Regions from separate parts of the Mus musculus genome. Here region 1 is linked to region 2. Evidence: chromatin loops called from intact Hi-C (ENCODE). Cell type or tissue: heart. All regions are shown on one strand. Each heading gives the region's core, and the rest is flanking DNA. Links, peaks and the distances in the headings are about the cores only.

The links. Peaks named below come from ENCODE experiments on the same cell type or tissue, not always from the same donor. Only the 100,000 strongest peaks of a DNase experiment are listed, where the experiment ranks them.
Region 1: it touches region 2 in a loop (7-fold over the local background); 7 of 42 quality-filtered maps call a loop at or near these places.

Annotation. Positions count from the first base shown.
Region 1 is chr5:90,974,666-90,980,685 of GRCm38, reverse strand. The region is part of intron 6 of Mthfd2l (methylenetetrahydrofolate dehydrogenase (NADP+ dependent) 2-like); the gene reads right to left. Among named protein-coding and RNA genes, the nearest start is that of Gm52819, 37 kb to the left of the region's middle. In heart, for the core only: a CTCF peak has its summit at 3,245 (motif pointing left); a DNase peak (open chromatin) is centred at 3,225.
Region 2 is chr5:91,198,071-91,204,090 of GRCm38, reverse strand. No RefSeq gene overlaps it. Among named protein-coding and RNA genes, the nearest start is that of Gm23092, 17 kb to the left of the region's middle. In heart, for the core only: no CTCF peak of the experiment used is centred there; no DNase peak of the experiment used is centred there; H3K27ac peaks cover 281 bases.

The DNA of each region.
Region 1 (6,020 bases), core at 1,935-4,434, 220 kb after region 2:
GCTTCAAGGCTATGCTAAAGATTTGTCGCAAGCACTGGTGGGCAACACTTCAGTCACTGGCTTATCACTTTTCTGGATTTATGTCCATGAGTGCTCCTGCAACAAACGTCACAGCTGAGAATAACTGACTACAAACCCAGTGAAACCGTTTGCTGGCTGCCAGTCAGCACATGCCGGGAAGAAACACTCAGCGATGCCACACACTGCTAGCCCACACGACTGATGAGCTCATGTGCAGACAGGCTCACGTTCCTACCCTCACTAGGAAGTGCACTGGGAGTGTTTTCTCCTTCTTTAACTGAAGAGTCACCATTTACTCAGTTGTTTCTCCTCCTTCCCTCACCTTGAACTCTGCAGGTGCAAGCCCTGAGTCACAGCACTGATGCAATGCCATATTCACCCATCGTAACGCGGCATAGCCCCAAACAAGGAATTAAGAAGAATCCATGGCTGGGTGGGCTTGGAGAAGACTGTCTTCCCCTACAAAGACATCCTCATCTTCTAGAAGAGAAGCTTGAACCAAGGTAGGCCCCTGGCTTCTGAAGAGCTCATCACTGGGTTGCCTCCTGCTGACAGCAAGATTCTCCATCAGGCTGAAGAATCACAGTGATGAACAAATCATACCTGGCTGCTGAGGTCCCAGTACAGAGGAAGTCGCTTCAGGAATGTTCTATGGTGATTCTCAGTACTTCCTGTGTCATACCCCAAACGCTTCTTTACAGTTCTGGTCTTCTTTTCATTTATTTTGGTTTTTTTTTTTTTTTTTTTTTTTTTTTACCACAGCATTTTTGTTAGTTCTTCAATTTAATTTTTTATACATATAAATATATTCACAAATATTTTAAATTATTATATATAATAAAAATATGTTTTTGTTACAATAAATCCTGATGGAAATGGAACGCGGTGGGGGGTTGGGGGAAGGAGCTCTAGATACTGCTGATTTGAATATGAAGAGGTACAGTGGATTTTAGGGAGATGCTGTGATTTGTCTAATAAGCAGTAGAGTTAGAATTTAAGTATTTACCCCTTCCCAGAGCCTGTGCACATCCCTCTATACTAGTAAAGGTAACTGACAAATTTGAGATAAAGGAGGGGAGGAATTCTAAATGGAGAGGCACAGTCTAGTTAAAAAGGAGAAACTGGAAAATGAGAAACAGGGTATGGGAAGAAGGATGCTTTAGTGTGGCCACATTACAGTGGTGGTGGTGTTCTAAACTGCTGTGGCTCTGTGTGAACTCACTAGACTCCCAGGGTGCAGAAGCTGGAGACGGTGAGCAGACCGTAGCTCTGTCCTGCCCCTTGGGATTTCGGTGTCCAGGTATTTTTAAAATCACTAACCCTACTCCAAGGAGTGAGAAATACAGCAGAGAATAGAGTCTGAGATCCTAGGATGAGGATGGACGGTAATGTACCCAAGAATTGATGCGATGGGAGAAGTGCACACAGGAAGTGGGTGGCTCACCTTGTGGTAGCCAGGCAGATGACTCTTCCACGTCTGCACTGACCTGCCATTCTCCTTACTTTATATTATGTTGTCTTTCATGAAAAGTGTTGCCATAGAGGTGCTGAGGTCAGACTGAGGAGGTCATCACCCTGCGGGAGAGGGTGGCCTAGGGGACAAGGTGCCATCTTCAGCACTGCCAACACCTGAACCTACAAGTGGACACACCAGTGACTCAGCACTCCTCTGAGTTTACTCAAATGGGTGGAGAGACTTCGGGAAGTTCCAAAAAATAAATTGCTGTCCTATCTGAATAATAATTCTAAGGAGTTTTACAAACTTACTCTACCCTTCAGTTTCCTTCTAGAGCCACATAGAAGAGGGCCCAAGGACCTCTTCTATTCAGCAGATGCTGTGTGTGTTGTGCATCGGACGCTGTGTGTGCCATGTCAGGGGATACACGTTTATGTGCCCTAGTAGAGAGAACAGGTTAACCTCGGTGTCATCCCTCAGGGACTGTTTCCTTTCTGACACAAGGTCTTTTGTTATCCCACAGCTCACCCAACAGTCTAGGCTGGGTGGACAGTGGGCACCCAGGGACCTGCCTACCTTCTTTCCCAGCAGTGTGATTACAAGCACAGTCGATCATGCCTGGACATTTCCTGCATGGGTTCTGTGTAGCAAACCCAGATCTCTGTGTTTATAAGGCAAATCCTTTACTGAATGAACTCTCTTCATAGTTCTGTGCCCAATGTGATTCTAAGTATGTATCTATCAAGCTTTAAAAGACGAGAAGGAGAAGAAGAAAGGACAGTAATCAGGCCTACTCCTGCCATAGGAGAATGAAGATGGCAGACAACTACAAATAGGTTCAGAATGGTAGCTTCCCATAGACTTGAAGTTTAGTTTATCAGGATCTGATTTTCTAATTTGAGATTCTGACTAATTCCAAATATCAGTCTGGGAGCATATATTCAAGAGTTAAGTAACATACAGTTCGACCTCTCGGGTGAATACTACGGGAAACTGGAAGGCTGAGGTCAGTGTTAACGTAAGCTAATATTACTCATGCCTCGGGGTCACCACACAGTGATTTCTTCTTTTACTCATCTTCTGCAATCCCATTTCCAGAATTCATCACCAAATTCTCCACAGTCATCTATAGAAGGTTATCAGTCTTTCTGACACATAGCACACTCACCTGCCCCCCACACACATACACACTCTAGATGCAACTGTTTCCATATATGCTGATATTCTAGTTGTGACGCTGACCCAGCCCTCACTGCTCTAGCTACCTCTGCCATTAGGTCACTCTGTACCTATTTGATTCCCACTCCTAAATGTATTCGTTGGTTTCTCACACAGGATGCATGCTGTGGCCGTTCTAGTAATACTTTGTTGCTATTGTGTAGTTATATAGGCCCTTTTATAGTATAGATTCCTGGTTTCTGTCATTACCGCAGTTACTAATATCTCTATGTTTTATCCTTAAATTCTCCTCGTGACTATTAGCGAATGAAGTGGAAATGTAGCAATCATTTTTATTTGTCTCTCATAAAGTCTAAATGTTCTTCCCAGACAATTTCCCCTGACTAAGTACTTATTTCTTCGGGATGATCTCGGGGCCTGCATGGGAGGTAGTCCTGCAGCACTCAGAAAGCGTAATGTGCTTTCTGAAAAGAAATGGGAACAAGGAGTATGAATTGTTCTCTGTCTCTTCCCTCAAAATGTCTTTTTGCCATGGTGGCCTGTGGCCAAATTACTACTTCATAAAATAGAACTGGAGCCCTCTGGTGGTGAGAGGATCCTCCCAGGGAGATGGGCTGTAGGAGGAGCTAATCAAAAAGGCCTGAGCACAGGCCTTTTACCATGTTGGCCGCTCTGGGCTAATTATGGATAAGCTCAATTCTTCCTTTTCTAGACTTCTTTGTTTGCCTCTCCTTGCTTCTGTAACACCTTAGGCTGGATTCTGACCTCAGACTTTAAACAGAAGCCCACAGGAGAAGTTTGAGGATGCTGACCATGTCAGGTATAATGAACGACTTGTCACATATGTGTTGATTCAGTCACAAGAGACTGTCAGTGGATCTCACAAGAGGACTTGCTGCTTGTCATGATGACAAGACAAAACACAAGCTTGAATACCCGCTGAGAAAGTTTTCTCCACTAGGAAAAAAATCCATTCAATATTATGGTTGATAAACACAAACGTTGAGAAACATGGCTCACTGTTTACAAGTTATTAGCATTAAACACACTTTCAAAATATAAATTGTTGTGTATTACCAGTAACACGCAATGAAGCAGGAGAATGATCGAAGCTATCACTCAAGCGTTGGATATAATTATGACTATAAATAAGAAATAAACACTATATATACCAAGTAAGGAAAAAAACTACCTTGGATCCATTAAATGAAATCATAATAGCTTTTCTCTTTGCTTCTGCTCTTGGCTCTATAGTGACAGTTCTTGACATTCTGATGGAGGCTTTAAATGGGTGAGCTTGTCTACTGTTCTTTTCTCCATCCCTGGCTCACACCAAAGTCCACACCTTTGAGATCACAAATAAGGTATCTTATTTGTGTAAGTATTTCTTACGCTATCTTTCATAACAACGTACTACTATACAAACATAACCAAACAGTATATGCAATAAAATCCCAATATCTCCAGCTTGGACCATACCATGTACAGCCAGCAATCCCCCACCCCATGACTTTGTGGTTTGTTCTCTCTCTCTCTCTCTCTCTCTCTCTCTCTCTCTCTCTCTCTCTCTCTCCCTCCCTCCCTCCCTCCCTCCCTCTCCCTCCCCCCTCCTTGGAATGTTGTTCTCTGAGATGTGCTTCCTTGAATATTCTTTCACTGTACCTAGGGCACAGAATCCCAGACCATCATATGAAGAAGAGTTATAAAGGAACGTTATACTGTACTTTGCAAACTGTGTTTGGGGTCACTGAGAGCCCGGGGCGTGAGAGATGGGAGAATGCACGTGCATGCCCATGCCTGAGGGGGGCACATGGAGGGCACAGCCCTACTACAGCACAGTGAGAGTGAAGAACATCACCAGCAAAGACACCAGTAGAAAGTAGCAGGAGGGAAGGAGGCGGAAGAGAGAAGAAACAACACACCCAGGGCTTTCTCTCCCTTCCCTTCAGATTTCCTGTGGTACCAAACCTTGGCAGAAGCCAGTGGATAAAATATACAAGCCAGGCTGTCCACAGGACATAAAGACCAAAACAAGACAAGGCAGAGTGGATCTGGTAGGCAGATGAATGGCCAGGAATGAGACTCTACTCAATGGCCACTTCTTGGAAATTATTATCAGTGATTGATATCTAAAATGGTGTCGCATCGGTATTCTCTTCCTTCACTAAACCTCAGTGTGGCACTTCTCTTTATCTGACATGATTTTCGATTGATTGAGTGTTTGTGTGCTTTTTCCCACAAATGTTTTAACTTCTTCAATGATTGGGCTTCATCATGTTATTAAGTATCATAATCCTTACAATTTGTAACATCTTCTGTTGTGCAGTAAGAGTTCAATGATTATTAAGTGAGCAAATCCAATCTTCCCTCTGCTACCTGAAATTGTTCATGTTTGATTAAATCAGAAACATGCTGTAGACTCTCAATATTTCTAAGCAAATTAGTCACACATATGAGCTCTTTACTCTAGCCTTTTCTAGGATCTAAAATATCATTCTGGTCACTTTACTTACTCTATTAATTTAAACAGATCAATTTAAACATGTTATAATAAACACATACATATTATTTTGACATATTTCTTTCTTTGTTAAACTACAAAAGAACTTAATCTCAAAACTGAAAGAAAATAATGATATTTAGTGAGCACAACTCAATACACCGTGCTCTGTGCATGAGCATTCTTTAAAAGGTGGGTTACACAGAAGGAATGGAATACATTCTACACACAATGTAGTATTGTGCTTGTACACCATGATACTTGGTCTGTTAAATATTTTAACAAAGTTAAAAGAGAACACGAAATACTTATGCCTTTCAAAATACAGCAAGAATTAATTCTTAAAATTAGCAAAGATTTCTCTAAAATGCTTTTTTGTTTGCTTGCTTGTTTGTTTGGTTGATTGATTTGTTTGCTTGTTTGTTTGTTTGTTTGTTTAATTTCTTCTCCTAAGAACTTCAGTAACACGGAATTGACCAGCTGAAGAGCTAGTGGCTTTATGTGGCTCCATTTATAATAAAGTCAGGGTTGGCTCTATTTTTTTTCCTTATTCTTAAGAAAATACAACTTTTGATTCTTCTTTCTATACATTCTTTCATACAAAGCAGAAACCCTCATTTTGTTACACCAAACTGTAGACACCATCTTTTGTGTAAATACTCTGACTCTCGTGCCAGATGTAGTCACTGGGACATGCTCTAGTTGACTCTGAAAGCTGTGTCTCACACTTGGGTGTTGTCAGAGTTGCATGGTAGTTATATGTTTCTCCCTTCAACAGTCTGCTTTCACCAGCACAATTTTAAAGAGCAAATTCAGTGTCTTTCTCTTCCCCTACACCACAAGATATTACCAACTGGCACCAAT
Region 2 (6,020 bases), core at 2,131-4,630:
CACCAGTGTGATTAATGATAACTCTAGCCTTTGGCTGGGGGTCTGAAAGCACAAGGCCCAGGCTTTGCTCAGGCCCAGGCTCCCAGGTCTGCTCTAAAACTGCTAAGCCTGAGCTCGCAAAATCAATATAGCCTTCCCAGAGTTGTTCTTACTAGCCTTTTTTTGAAACCTTGATTTGAAATAATTTCTTCTGTTTATTTCTAGAACTTCTGATTTCCTCTTACCTCTCTGGCCTATTCCCTTGCTTAACCACGTTTCTGAGGATCTCCACATCTCTAGTCACTGGGATTCTTCAGCATTTTGTTCTGGATTCCTTCCTTCCTTCCTCTCCCTCTCCCTCTCCCTCTCCCTCTCCCTCTCCCTCTCCCTCTCCCTCTCCCTCTCCCTCTCCCTCTCCCTCTCCCTCTCCCTCTCCCTCTCCCTCTCCCTCCCCCTCCCCCTCCCCCTCCCCCTCTCCCTCCCCCTCCCCCTCTCCCTCCCCCTCCCCCTCTCCCTCTCCTTCCCCCTCCCCTCCCCTCCCCCTCCCCCCTCTCCCTCCTTTCTTTCTGTCTCTGTGTGACTCTCTGTCTCAATCTGTCTCTGTCTATCTTTATCTGTATCTGTCTGTCTCTCTGTCTCTCTTGCTGCATATATTTAGTCTATCCTTTAGATTGTAAACTCTGTGTAAATGACAGATCTTACATGAGTCTTCATTGGTATTTTTACCATAAGAATTCATTCACTTCCTGACTGACTGCCACATGTGGCTATTTCTAACCTAGCAAGTGCATAAGCTGGCTTTAAATCTCTCTATTAGCCAGACACGGTGGAGCACAACCTCAGCAGAGGCAGAAGCAGGCAAATCTCCATGAGTTGGAGGTTATTGTGGAATACACAGTAAATTCCAGGATATCCAGAGCTCAAAAATTGAATGAATGAATAAATGAACATGTCCCTACTTATTTCTCTTTTCTGTTATTCTAATCTTAAAGAAAGGCAAGAGAAACCCAGAACTTCACCTTAATAAGTTCTTTCTTAAGGTCTGCTTCCAGGAACTCTCTAGACTATATACTGCTACCGTCACAAAGTGGAGCTTTCCACCTATGGCTCTCTCCGCTTCTTGATTTCAGTGTGGATGATACCTTGTAAATGTCTATGTTAATTCAAAATAGTGACTTGACTCATAAACCGAATCCTCAAGAAAGCCAGTGGCTGCTTTTATGTTCCCATTTCCACCCCCATTAATGGGCTGAGAGAGTGGTTCAGATGCTGGTTTCTCTTACTTCTCCAGTGTTTTCTACTCAGCGTGCTCTCTCTGCAACCCTCTTCCTTTCTCCTCCGTCATCCACACACATCCACATCACGTGACTTCAGCATCATTCAACACTCTGCCACCCACAGTGTTTCAACATGGGATTCCTCTCTCTGTCTGTAATCCTCTCTTCTCCCACCTCTTCCAGTTCCTGATACCTATAGTGGTTGCTCCTTAGCCTCATCAAAGCTTCCAGCCACCTGCCTCCTCTTTAGCTGGAATTCCAGCACTCCTTTTCTGGAAGCAATAAGCTCTGTACAGCCAAGAGTTCCCATACACCAGTCGTGCGTGCCGATCTTACAAGAGTCGGAGTGAGGACTGTGAGCCATAAAACACAATCACACTGCTCAATCAATGACCCTGCTGCTGCTGAGTATTCCTTTGATTCATCTGTCTTTTTTATTAATTAAATATTTCACCCTATATCTCAACACACTCACGCTGAACACAGGGGCTTTCCAATCGTTTCCTAGTATAAATAATTCAGATAAAGCAGTAGATGTTGTTCTAGGAAAGATTTTCTTTTTTACGTATTAAATTTTATGTAAAGCATCTTTGTCGCCAAGACAATAATCTGACTAAACACTGATGCAGCACATGCCAGGGAAAGATTACTGGTCATATTGGTCTCATATTTACCAAGTTCTATGAACAAAATCCCTTATGTAAGTTAGGGTCAGATTCACCTCATATTTACCACATGGTAGGATCAAAACCCTGTATACACTATTAGCTTAGGCCTTTTCACAAGTCAGTTAAAAGTACACCATTACCTTTTCCACTCTATAAGAACAGATCCAGGGTAGGCTCCTAAGATATCATAATTTGAGACCACACTTTTAATAATACATTTAGAATCTAATGTTGTTCATGTCATATTTAGAATATAATCAAATATGGTAGTTTATATGCTACTTTATGTAACATACAATTTTTAAAACCTAATACTGAAAAATGAACAATAATATCAGACTAGTATCTCTTGGCCCCAAACCAGCTGAGAGCCAGTGGAGTGGTTCAGTGGATAAAGGCACTTACCATGCAAAGCTGGATACCAGAATTCAATCTCAGAATTCCAGGGTGAAAGCACAGAAGGAAAAATTATCCCCTTTCCCAGTCCCCCCACCCACATAAATCCCCTATCTCATCCTCTTGCTTCTATGAGGGTGCTCCCCCATCGACCCACCCACTCTCAACTCACTACCTCACCACCCTGGCATTCCCCTACACTGGGGCATCAAGCCTTCACAGGACCAAGGACCTCTCCTCCCATTGAGGCCAAATAAGGCCATCCTCTGCTACATATGTAGCTGGAACCATGGGTCCCTCCATGTGTAGTTTTTGATTGGTGATTTAGTCCCTGGGAGCTCTGGGGGGTATGGTTGGTTGATATTGTTGCTCCTCCTATGGGGATGAAAACCCCTCCAGCTTCTTTGGTCCTTTCCATAGCTCCTCTATTAGGGTTCTCGTGCTCAGTGCAATGGTTGGTTGCGAGCATTCCCCTCTGTATTTGTCAGGCTCTGGCAGAGCTTCTTAGGAGACAGCTATATTGGACTCCTGTCAGTCACCAAGCACTTCTTGTCATTTTCAATAGTGCCTGGGTTTGGTGTCTATATATGGGGTGGATCCCCGGGTGGGGCAGTCTCTGGATATTTGTTTACCATATGCATATATTGTATGGAAGTGGAGGACAGAGAGGAGCTAGTTCTCTCTTATCATGAAGGTCTCTGTGATAGCACTCAGGTTATTAGACTTGGCTTCAAGTAGAGTTATGCACTGTACCATCTTGCTGGCCCAAGTATATGATTTTTACATATGTACTTATGTATATATTTATACACGAAATCCAATCCATGGAACTATCAATTTTAGCTTGTAATTTTATTTATTTAACTCAAATCAAGTTTGTTTGTTTGTTTGTTTGTTTTTCACCAAAGTGGTAGTGACTTTGGTGTTTGCAAGTCGTCCTCTTTTTATTGTTCAGCGTTCTGAGTTGCTGGTTTTGTTGTCTGGTGAAGTTCCTTGTTTGGTTTGACTGTTTAGCAGTTGTCTGGCTTAGGCGAGCCAAAGAAGGCCCTTGAGTTTCATTTCTCTCACATGCAAAGGGAAGATAACACTGCAATCCATGCCAGCTCCAGAGGGCAGGAGAAGGGTCAAGCAAGATAAGGAGTATGAAAGCGCTTCCCAGACCTCAAAGCACAGTGAGAGATTAGTCACCCACCACCTGACAGTTCACGTGAAGGAAATACTGCCCTCCCCAAGGGACAAAGGTGTAAAACTCAGAACTGCAGTAATGTTCAAAAGCCTCTGTAAAACAAACATGAAACTTTGAAATATTTCTAGTTTTTATTTTAATTGGCCAATCAAGAAAGAGGACTTTGCTCTTTCCAGTTTTAACCTTGGTAGACTAGAATTGATTCAATAGTTAAAGAAGGCTCACGAAAGAAAGAAAGAAAGAAAGAAAGAAAGAAAGAAAGAAAGAAAGAAAGAAAGGAAGCTAGCTCAAGGCCCATGATATACTATTCATTGACAGTCTTTTTATCTAAAATGCAGTTATAACAGTAGCATCCAGAAAATGTTTTCCTTTGCCTATAAAAGAGTATGTTCTTTTGTGGTTGCTAAGTGACATAACATTTTAGCAATAGTTAGATGCCTCTTAACAAAGGTTTGCTTTCTTAAGGGTGGTTTTCACTGTTCTTGTTAAGCAATAGGAGCTATCTGCCCTGCTAAGGGTTGAGGTGTTGTCTAAGACACAGAAGAAGAACACAATCATAGCAAATAAAAACCAAGAAGCAAGAGGCATGGAATAGTCTGCGTAGAATGCATTGTATTATTTAGTTCCAGCCACAGAACTTAGTATTCAACTTGAAACAATCAACTATCTAGCAAAAACAAAGCAAAGCAAACAGAAAACAAAACTGGGCACTCTGACAAGAAAAAGAAAAAAAAGAAAAGAAAAAGAAAATACCAGACAAATACTGTTTATACAAATAGAAAAGTGAATTCAGCCTTAAAGTTACAATAGTTTGACAATTATCCACATCAGAGTGGTTCTATTCTGAGTAAAGGCTATCCCTTATGTAATGTTGATTAAGAATTCAAGTAAAAAGGGCCCCGTGTAATCACATGTAGTCACGTATTCTAAAGCTATGTTACAGTAAGAATTGGAGTTTACCTCTCTAAGTAACATCATCATCATCTCTGTCACAGGGATGTGACAGAGTATCTGGCTCTGCTTGCAGGAATCAAACAAAACACGCATGCAAGTAACATTAAATTTGTGTATATTACATATATGCATACATCAATTAATGCAGAAATAGGCCCTAAAATTGAAAGAGAGCAAGGAAGTTATACAGGAAGATTTGCAGTGAGGAAAGAAAAGGGAGACGTATTATAATTGTGCTATACTCTCAAAAGCTAAGGAGTTACATCAAACAAAAGCTCTCTCATTCACCAGAGATCAGAATCCTCTGTTCAAGAAAGAAACCTAGATACTAACAAAGTCAGGAGCGTTTAAAATAGCCTCAGTTTTTATTAACATAAACTCCAAAAGGTAAGCATTAAAGGTTGCGAAAATGGCTAGAAGTACTGAGCGTTATAGACGTTTAAGTTGTTTGACATGGGGTTGTCTATTTAATTATATTTTATCATCTTCCTCCTTTGTCTATTCCCTTTAGCCGCTCATATGTCCTCTTCTGCATGAAAACGCTTCTAGCCGTGTGGACACAGGGGCCGATTTAAGAACGGGGGCTCCAGCCTGGTCAGAAAGACTGAGTTACTCTTGTGATGTTCATAGAGCTCTGCTTCCTTCTGTTGAATTCAGAGAGCTTTAGAGAGTGGAGCCAACGGGATAGCCTCGGTGATGATGCTTTAGTTTAATAGGTTACTGCTAGAAACAGAAAAGATTTCCCATGCTTTCTTGTTCCTCTGCCTGCTATGCTTCTCCTGGTCAAAAGATGGCAGTGTGCTAGAGTGTGGGCTCTCTAGGTCTGAACTGCACAGATCGAGTGGGTGGCTGTGATGCCGATTATGAATGTTGGCTTTGCGAACACCTTAGATGTCAGAACGGTGGAGGGTGCAGCCTGGCTCACCAAGAGAAATCTGCAAGTCTTTTGGCTTCTTAACTTTCCTTTGCTCAGGAGCTCCAGACAGTGTACGATCAGCTACATACCTCAGACACAAAGAAACACATTAATTGTTTCACACCAGAAATAAAAATGCAGCTGGCTTTCGAAGAATCCCAAATACAATCCACAGCCTGTTCTTAAGTAGAGACCATTGCCTTTCCTCACTGACATGTGGGAAGATGTTCACTGAAGTTTTTGTTTTCGGTTTTTTTTTTTTTAAATGAATACTTATAACGAAGAAGCTTGTTTTCATCACAGATTTCTTGTAGGGGTAAGCATATATGTTGGTGTCTGAGTGAATGTGTGAATTTGTGTGCCAGTACGTGCATTTGAGGGTGCACACGAGCCCATGTTTTTATGGAAGCCAGAGGTCAGCCTCATGTGTTTGTGCTCAGGAACCACCTATCTTGTTTTCTGAGATAGGATGTCTCACTGGGACCTGACACTTACTGATTTAGGCTGGGATGGTTGACAACTGGGCTCCACGGAGCTGTCCGAATCTGCCTCCTAAATACTGGACTTACAAGCAAACTACTACGTCTTGCTTTTCACGTGGGTTATTGGAATGAAACCCATAACTTCCATCTTTGTGGTAGCAA